Regions from separate parts of the Homo sapiens genome. Here region 2 is linked to region 1. A link is a loop called in an ENCODE intact Hi-C map of the cell type or tissue named here. Cell type or tissue: ovary. All regions are shown on one strand.

Evidence for each region. Hi-C counts contacts between places; a loop is a spot of excess contacts. Peaks named below come from ENCODE experiments on the same cell type or tissue, not always from the same donor. Only the 100,000 strongest peaks of a DNase experiment are listed, where the experiment ranks them.
Region 2: it touches region 1 in a loop (4-fold over the local background); 16 of 110 quality-filtered maps call a loop at or near these places.

What each region holds. Positions count from the first base shown.
Region 1 is chr2:158,162,250-158,167,249 of GRCh38, forward strand. CCDC148-AS1 (CCDC148 antisense RNA 1) reads left to right here and starts at 4,401. Exons shown (of 5, transcript NR_038850.1): 1 at 4,401-4,474. In ovary, no CTCF peak of the experiment used is centred here; no DNase peak of the experiment used is centred here.
Region 2 is chr2:158,732,014-158,737,013 of GRCh38, forward strand. PKP4-AS1 (PKP4 antisense RNA 1) reads right to left here and starts at 2,989. Exons shown (of 4, transcript NR_135242.1): 1 at 2,715-2,989. In ovary, no CTCF peak of the experiment used is centred here; no DNase peak of the experiment used is centred here.

The sequences.
Region 1 (5,000 bases):
TAAAATGACACTGTGTTCTTCAAAAATGTCAGTTTCATCTTCAATAAAATACCAGCAAACTGAATTCAGCAGCATATTAAAATGATTATATGCCATGAACAAAAGATACTTATTCCTGGAATTCAAGGATGATTCAACATACAAAAATCTATCAGTGTAATACTCCAGATTAATAGAACAAAGGAAATAAAGTCACACAATCATCTCAATTGATGCAGAAAAGGCATTTGACAAAATTCAACACTGCTTTGTGATTTAAAAAGAACATTTGACAAATCAGGAATTAAAGGAGATTTCCCAACATGATAAAAGCCATCCATATATGAAAAACCCCCTGATAACATCATGACAGTTTTTCAGAGCAATTAGGCAACAGAAAGAAATAAAAGCATCCAAATTGGAAAGAAAGAAGTAAAATGATCATTTGCAAATGACATGATCTTCTATGTAGAAAACCTTAAAGATTACACACTTACACAAACTGTTAGAACCAATAAGCAAATTTAGCAAAGTTGCAAGATACAAAGTCAACACACAAAAGTCAGTTGTGTTTCTGTACACTAACAATGAGCAATTCAGAAAGGAAAACAACTCCATTTACAATAACATCAAATGGAATAAAATACTTATGAATTAACTCAACCAAAGAGATAGAAGACCTGTACAATGAAAAATACAAAATATTGCTGAAAGAAATAAAGGAGACATAAATAAATGGAAAGATATCCTATGTTCATAGATTGGAAGACTTAATATTTTTAAGATGTCTATATTACCCAAAGCCATCTAAAGATTTAATGCACTCCCCATTAAAATCCCAATGGTGTTGTTTTGCAGAAATATTTTTTAAATTCTAAAATTTGTATGGAATTCAACAAACCCTGACTAGCCAAAAAAACTTGAAAAAATAAGAACAAAACAATAGTGAAAAAGATCAAAGTTGAAGGACTTCCTGATTTCAAAACGTACTACAAAGTTACAGTGATCACACTAATGTCTTTAGGTTAGTGTGGTACTAGTCTAAAGACAGACAGACCAATGGAATAGAATAGAGAGCTCAGAAACAAGCCCTCGCATATATGGTCAACTGATTTTCAACAAGGGTGACAAGACCATTCAATTAAAAGGACAGTCTTTTAAACAAACAGTGCTGAGAAAACAATATCCACATGCAAAAGGATGAAATTGGATTCTTACTGTATACAAAAAATAAAGTGGATGAAAGCTCTAAATGTAGGTACTAAAACTATAAAACTCTTATAAGAAAACATGGAGGAAAAGCTTCATGACATTGGGTTTGGCAATGAATCTTTGGATATGACAGTAAAAACACAGCAATAAAAGAAAAAATAAATTGGACACTGATATTAAAAACTTTTGTACATCAGAGGATACTATCAACAGGATAAAAAGGCAACCTACAGAATAGGAGAAAATATTTGGAAATGATATATATCTGATAAGGCATGAATTTCTGGAATATGCGGAGCTCCCCTACAACACAACAACAACAAACCAATCCAATTCAAAAATGGGCAAAGGGCTTGAATAGACATTCCTCCAAAGAAGATATACAAATGACCAAAAAGCACCTAAAAAATTCTCACCAACACTAATCATTAGGAAAATGCAAATCAAAATCACAATGAGATACCAATTCACACCATTGAAATGGCTATGATAAAAAAACAAACAAACAAACAAAACAGAAAATAACAAGTGCCAGCAAGGATATAGATAAATTGGAACTCTTGTGCATTGCTAATGGGAATGTAAAATGGCAAAGCCACTGTGGAAAATAGCATGGCAGTTCCTCAAAATCTTAAACATAAAATTACCATATCATTTACCAATTTCACTTGAGTATATTCTCAAAATAATTAAAAGTAGTGGTTTGAACAGATATTTGTACATCAATGTTTATAGCACTGTTATTATAGCCAAAAGGTGAAAACAATCCAAATGTCCTTTGACAGATGAATAGATAAAAAAAATTTATATATATATATATACACACACACAATGGGATGTTTTCAGCCTTAAAAAGGAATGAAATTCTGATACATTCCACAACATGGATGAACCTTGAAAACATTATGGTAAGTGAAATAAGTCACACATAAAAGGACAAGTATTATATGATTCTGCTTATATGAAGTACCTAGAATAGACAAATTCATAGAGAAAAAAATTAGAATAGTGGTTACCAGAGGCTGAGGGGAGGAGGTGTATAGTTTTTGTTTAATGGGTTCAGAGTTTCAGGTTGAGATGATGAAAAAGTTCTGAAGATGAATAGGGGTGATTGTTGCACAACAATGTGAAAATACTTAATGCCACTTAACTGTATGCTTAAAAATGGTTAAAATAGTAAATTTTATATTATGTATATTTATCACGATAAAAAGTCAATGTCTTGAAAGACAACAAAGGCTGTAGAAATGAATCAAATTAAAGAAGAACACAAAAGCAATTTAAAAGTTGAATAAAATGTTAACAATGGGAGAATCTGGGGTAAAGTTACAACAATTTTATTCTTGCGGCTATTCTATAAAGTTATTTCCAAATAAAAAAAGTTTTTAAAAATGAAGAAAGAGATTAAAAGAATTCAAAACAAAGTGACAAATAAAGACTACAGACAAAGAAGATCCAACATAGCATAATAGCATAATAACAGTCCTGGGGAAAAAAGGAAACATAACAAACACTAAAAATTATAATTTTACAAAATTCCTGAAATAAAATTGAATTTATATTGTGAAAGGGAATATAATTTACTAAGTATATTAACCCAGAATGACAAACACAAAGTCCAGTAAAACTGCTATATTATAAAGGAAGTGAAAAAAACTCTAATTAGGCAAAAAGATCAAGTGATTCTTAGGGAAAGAAAACCATGTTATAGCCAGCCCTTTGACATTTTATGCTAAGAAAAGAAAATGTAAATAAAGTATCTTAGACCCAGGAAAAATTTATTTTCAACTATAAAGACGACCATCAACCTGTTATTAACATTCAAGGACCCAGAAAATATTGCTTCCATGACTAATTCCTAAATAATCTTCTGGAAAACAGGCTTCAGACAACCTAAATGACAAGAGAGAAATTGACATTAAAAACTGGCAGTATTGGTAAATATATATTTACTAATAGAATAAGATTCAATCATGGATAAAAGAGAGTGTGTATAATGTCTACACAGTCCCTCGCAATATAGATAACAAAAAGAAAAAGAATAGAAAAGGCATAATAACCCCAAATTTTATTATTTTTGTTTTTATTATATTGGTATTTTATTCTAAGACTTTTGTGTGGATAATGTAAATGAGTAATTATGTCATATTCTAACATCCGTGTGTAATTGGGCACCAGAATTGTCAGTAAGGAAAAAAGAAAATACAAAAGTAACATACAAGATATCAAGTGAAAATCCTATGGAATTTGAAGTAACAGAATAAATAAAAAAAAATTTTATCTTTAGATAATATAAGCGTATGTCTGGATTTGTTGGGTTTTTTTTGTTTGTTTTTGAGGCGGAGTCTTGTTCTCTCACCTAGGCTGGAGTGCAGTGGCACGATTTCGTCTCACTGCACCCTCTGCCTCCTGGGTTCAAGTGATTCTTGTGCCTCAGCCTACTGAATAGCTGGAATTACAGGCGCTCTCGACCACACCTTATTAATTTTCATATTTTTAGTAGAGACAGGGTTTCACCATGTTGGCCATGCTGGTCTTGAACTTCTAGCCTCAAGCGATCCACCTGCCTTGGCCTCCCAAAGTGCTGGGATTACAGGTGTGAGCCACTGCACTTGGCCTGTTTTGTATATATGTCTGTACATGTATATGTATATGTGTATGTATATGCATATGTATGGGAGTGTGTGTGTGTGTGTGTGTGTGTGTGTGTGTATTTTCTAACCATGCTCATTGAAAAGGTCTAGAATAGAAGATCAACCTAGTAGCAATGTGTATTCTTTGTCTCCAAATTTTGGTTTTGAAATACGATTTTCCAATAAAAAGAACCAAAGCTTCTCAGAGAAAAGGTTAGTTCCAGGTCAGAGCAAGAAATATTCAAAATGAGCTTAAAACATCTTGTTATGCCCGATAACAAACATGACAGATTTCAAAAAGTGGCTGCAAAAATATTTCCTATTTCACATACTTTTTTCCAATGTGACCTTGCCATCAATAAGTGGACTTTTTCTCAGCCTTTTTTAATCTGGGAGAGTTCTATGACTGCTTTGATGAAAAGAGTATGGAGGAAAAGACCCTATCCCAGTTCCAGCAGTAGATCTTAACTGGTCTAGCAGCTTGCATTTTATACCTCTTAGAATGTTTGCTCTTGGAAAATTCTATCTTGGAACCCAGCTACCATTCTATGAAAAGCCAAGCCATCTTGAGAAGTCATGTGTAGGTGGTCGGTCCCATTGACAACCTCAAATGAGCTGCCAGCCAACAACCAGCATCAACTGCCAGTCAGGTAAGTGAGTCCTCTTGGTCATTCAGCCAAGTTGAGCTTTTGGATGACTACGTCCTCAACTAGCAATTGACTACAAATTTATAATATACCCCGTGGTAGGCAGAAAATGTCTCCCAAAGATGTCAATTTCCTAATCTCCATAATCTGTGAATGTTATGTTACATGGCAAAGGGTATTCTGATCGCTAATCACCTGACCTTAAAATAGGGAGATTATTCTGAATTATCAGAGTGGGCTTAATGTGATCACAAGAGTTCTGAGCAGTGGAAGAGGGAGGCAAAAGAGGAGTGTGGAGTGCTGGGATGTCAGAAGGATTAGGCCTGCCACTGCTAGCTTTGAAGATAAAAGAAAGACAGCATGAGCTAAGGACTATAGGCAGCTTCTAGAAGCTGGAGAAGGCAAAGAAACCGATTATCTCCTAGAGCCCTGAGAAAGGAATACAGCCCTGTCAACACTGTGATTTTAGCCCAATGAGATTAAATTCTGATTTTTGACCTTCCAAAACTATAAGATAGATTTACATTGT
Region 2 (5,000 bases), 570 kb after region 1:
AAGCATATACTTTCTGCCTGTGTGCATGAACCATCTCTTTAGATGCCTGGTCGACTCTCTATGGTGTGTGACTAGTGCTCGCCTGCCTCCTTGCCTGGGCTTATGCTGTACCACCTGCCTGAAATGCTCCTTTCCTCTCCTGTCCCAACCAAATTTCATCTATCTTTCAAGATCCAGCACGTTTCTAGTCTTCTCCACAAAGCCTTTTCCAATCACACCCATATGAGGATCTTCTTCCTCTCTTCCATGCCCCTTCTGAATGCCCCTAGCACAGTATTCTCTGTGGCAACCTATCTGGAGCATAGGCTCCATGAGGTGGGGACAGGTGCTGCGCCAGGCCTCTCGGTGTTCCCTCTGGCAGCTGCACAGTGTTTGGGACATGCCCGATAGTTGTCCCCTACTGGAAGACTGATGGACTAAATATTGCAAGAAGGCACGAAGACACTAAACCAGTGGTTCTCAAGCTTGAGTGGCCTAAGACTTCCCTGGGGGACTTGGTAAAAGGGTTTCCTGGGATCAGCCCCCAGAGATGCTGCTTCAGCAGGTTGGGTGGAGCTCAGAGTTGGGCATTTTCAACAAGTCAGTTCTTAGGTGACTGACCGCTGTGGAGTCAGTTGTAAAGGCACATATCACCAACACTCACACACCAAGGAACTTTCATCCTTGTGTTCCAGTTACAAAGGTGAAGCCAAAAGGTTAAAAACAGACACAGCAAAACACACTGGGGTTATTAGTGTTGTCTCTCATAATTCCTAATGCTGATTTCAGCATTTTCTTAAAAAGGAAAAAAAAAAGTGGAAGCTAAAAGTACAGAGGTTTGCAACAGATTCTCCATATTTCTTTGATCCAAAACTGCACCTTCTCCACTTTTTAGCATCTCTGATATCAGAGTACAGCTTGCAATCGGTGGTATGCTACAACTAGCTTGGTCCTAGCTCCACTCCCCGCCATCACACTTCAGTGAATTATGTGCTGTGCTGGCACTACACATGTTGAGTTTCACTGCCATTTAAGAGCTTTCAAAAAGATTATGTGACAATTTGGCATTGAAATGAAAAATTACTGCATATACAGAAGAGCATGAAAACAGAGCAGCAAGACATAAATTTGATATTAGTGAAACCATTTGTTGGAGGAATAATCACACTTCCATATTTTCTTGCAAAGAAGCAACAACCAATAGGATCAATTGCTTTATAGCTTTGCTGCTCAAACTGTAGTGCTGGGGCCGGCAGCATTGGCCTCAGCTGGGAGCTTGTGAGAACTGCCGGATCTCAGGCTCTAGCCCAGACCTGTTGTATATCTACTGTTTAGCAAGATCCCCAGGTGATTTGTATGAACAGGGAAGTTTGAGAAGCATAGCTTTATAGGGCTTATGAAGGGAAGATATCCACAAGTAGATAAAGCTGAGTTAGGTTTGTTACCACGATATACACAAAAGGATCATCTATCACACACTAGGCAAAAAAGCTTGTAAAAACAGATGTCAGCGGCTGAAAAAATACGGGAGACCATAAGAGAGTGTATCGCCAGTTCACATGAAAGCCCAGAGGATGTTAATTGTGTGGTTTGGAAAAAATGTGTGGCATTGATGACTGCAAAGTGGTTCAGAAGAGTGAGAATGTGAAGTTTTGTGGAACACCTTAAGCAATTCATTTCACTTGTGTTTTCCTTTTTAGATACGTCGAGTGCTACACGTAACAAGAGATGTTTAAATAAATATGAAAGAGCTCTTTCAATATGGAAAACATTGTATCAGGAAAGAAAGCATTGTGTCATAGTTTAATTTGCAACTATTTTTTTCCTTAACTATATAGAAAATGAACATATCTTATAATAAAAGGCATCTCAGATTTAATGAAATATATATGGAAGTTGCCCATACTTTGCTATAATTGCCTTTTGCCTTTTCTCTTAGAGTTGAAATTTCAGTAACCATTGTCTTCACTCTGGTGATTACTAACATCAAGATATTTTACTTAAAAAACAAAATTTTGAGTTTGTTGCTTTTGCTTTTTTTTTTTCCTTTCCTTGAGACAGAGTCTCGCTTTATCACCCAGGCTGGAGTGCAGTGGAGTGATCTCGGCTCACTGTAACCTCCGCCTGCTGGATTCAAGCAATTCTTCTGCCTCAGCCTCCTGAGTAGCTGGAATTACAGGCACATGCCACCACGCCCAGCTAATTTTTGTATTTTTAATAGAGATGGGGTGGGGTGGGGCGGGGCGGGGCGGGGGGAGGGTCACCATGTTGGCCAGGCTGGTCTCGAACTCCTGACCTCAAGTGATCCGCCAGCCTTGGCCTCCCAAAGTGCTGGGATTACAGGCGTGAGCCACCACGCCCGGCCATTGCTTTTGCTTTTAAACTTTATGTTTTTAAGGGCTATGTACTCAATGCCATTAATCTACTAAGAAAAGAACAGTTTGTCTGCTCTAGCCGCCGTACTTTAGAATTTAGAAAATTAAATAAGAAAGGAAAAAATGTCACGCAAGAGGTGGAAATGATACAGCAAGACTGCCGTCCAGACAGACTTTAACAGTGATATATCCTCTTTTGCTATTTCAAACAATGGCAATCACATTTTAAAAAACCGAATAGCTGCTTTCACAATGAGCTCAACCTGAGCTCATTTAATCCTGAGAAACCTGTGTAACAGGTAGTACTATCTTCTTTTTCACAAATAAAGAGAGCGAGGTCAGTGAAATGAAATAACTCACCCAAGAAGAGAAGTGTTGTCAGTGGTGGGCCCAGAATTCAAAGGAGGCATCCCCCAGCCCCCTAAGCCAGCGTCTCTGCAGTGGCAGCTCCTCCATACACACTGGAGCCTGAAGCCTGGATTGGCCCTCTGGCGACAGATTATTTGAAAATCATTCCTCAGTTTTAGTGAACAATCCATACATTGTCTTCGTGGACTTGAAGGTCTTCAGTGGGCTGCCTCCTGAGGCTGCCTTTTGCTGGGTAATACCTTAGGATGTGAGAGCCGCTTGCCTTTAAATATGGAACCAGCTGCTACGTGCTCTTGACCACGGCAAAGCTGGCAGGACCTCAGATTTCCTTATGCGCAAAATGTCCCCATTTTTTGCAGAGTTTCTTGGAGCGTCCTTCTAAGGTTGAGCTCAGCTCACTTCACTAGGTTGTCATTTAAGAGCATATTGTGGGATGGACCTCATGCCTGACCCTGGGGTGCCATCTCACTGCCAACCTTTGACCCCGCTTTATGGCCTCACTGAGAACCTTCTCCCCCAAGATTCTCACTCCTTTAAATAACTCAGAATGCTAGTCTAAAAAGTTATCCCTCTTCCTTCTCATTAACTGCATTAGTGGTTTTCCATCTTTGCCAACATTGGAATCACCTGGGGAGCATTACAAAAATCTCCAGGCTCGGACCACACCTCCTGTCAATTAAATCAGAAGCTGTGGACGTGGGATCCAGGAACAGTATTTTTGAAACTGTGCAGGTGATTTCAATATGCAACCAAGTTTGTGAGACAGTACATCAGGTTAGTTGTCCACGAGCTTTACTTTTATAAACCTTTCCAATTAAGTTTTTCACTTTAAGTTAAAAGCCCTTCAGTATTAGACCAGGTGGGGTGGCTCATGCCTGTAGTCCCAGCACTTTGGGAGGCTGAGTGGGCAGACCACCTGAGGTCAGGAGTTCAAGACCAGTGACCAGCCTGACCAACATGGCAACCCCATCTCTACCAAAAATACAAAAATTAACCCTGCATGGTGGTGCCTGCCTCTAATCCCAGCTACTCTGGAGGCTGAGGCAGGAGAATCACTTGAACCCAGGAGGTAGAGGTTGCAGTGAGCCGAGATGGTGCCACTGCACCCCAGCCTGGGCAAAAGAGCGAGACTATGCCTGAAAAAAAAAAAAAAAAGAAAAGCTCTTCCGTATTCTTCCCTCACCTGCATAACCACTTTTCAAAAACACCTTTTGTTTTTATTACAAAAAGAACACACATTTATTGTGCAACCTTTAGTTTTGCAAATACAGCTAAGCAAAGAGAAGGAATTACAAATCACCAGTGATCTTACTATGAGGCAATAATTCCTGCTAATGTGTTCATATGGATTTCTCTAGCATCTTTTCCTTGTTTCTATCATGTGCATGTGTATTTTATTGTACATATGGTTTTGTAGCCTCCTTTTCTCATCTGAACGCCTTTTCGATTGAACTTCTCAACCTCCTGTCTTTTCCTCCTCTGACCTGACCTCTGTAACTTTAATAAGTCAGTTTTTCTTGGGCCTTTCAACTTGACCTTCTGTGAATTCTGAAGCCTCCTTTTAACCTAATGGCCAATTCAGTTCACAAGTGCTAAACCTGTTCCTTCTGGAGTCACTGTCTTTCCAAATGGCTCTACCATCTGGCTGCCCAACTGCTCAAGTCAAATGTGTCTGAGGTCATCCTAGATTCCTTGGACACATTACACTGCATTTCTAACCAACTATCAAAGCATGTCTATTGTGCCTCTTAAATATTTTTTGAATCCTTATTCATCTCTCCATCCACATTTGCAACTTCCATCCAGGGCCCCATTACATTTTGCCTCCATTGTCACAGCCTCCTAACTAGCCTCTTTATCCCCAGCCTTGCTTCCCTCTAGACCACTCCCCCACAACATCTGGGTGATATCACAAAGTTATTACCTTTGAGATAAAGTCTACACTCCTTCCTAAGGTTTTCAAAGCCGATATGAGCCAGCATCTGCTTAAATAATGCCCACTCTATCCTTCTCCCATGACTCCACCACACACCTGGTCCATGATGCTTCAGAAACATTGACTGCTTCCCTCTTTGTTCTACCTTAAACACGCTTCTCGTTTCTTCTGGTGAATGCCTGCTCATTTTGCAGGTCTCAGATGGATCCCCGCTTTCCTGGAGAAGTCTTTCCTGACTCCCCAGAGCTGGATCAGATGCCTCTCTTTGTGCTCCCCTAATACGCTGTATCTGCCCTATTGCAGCACACATCACATTGAATTGCACTGGCCTCTTTTCTTGG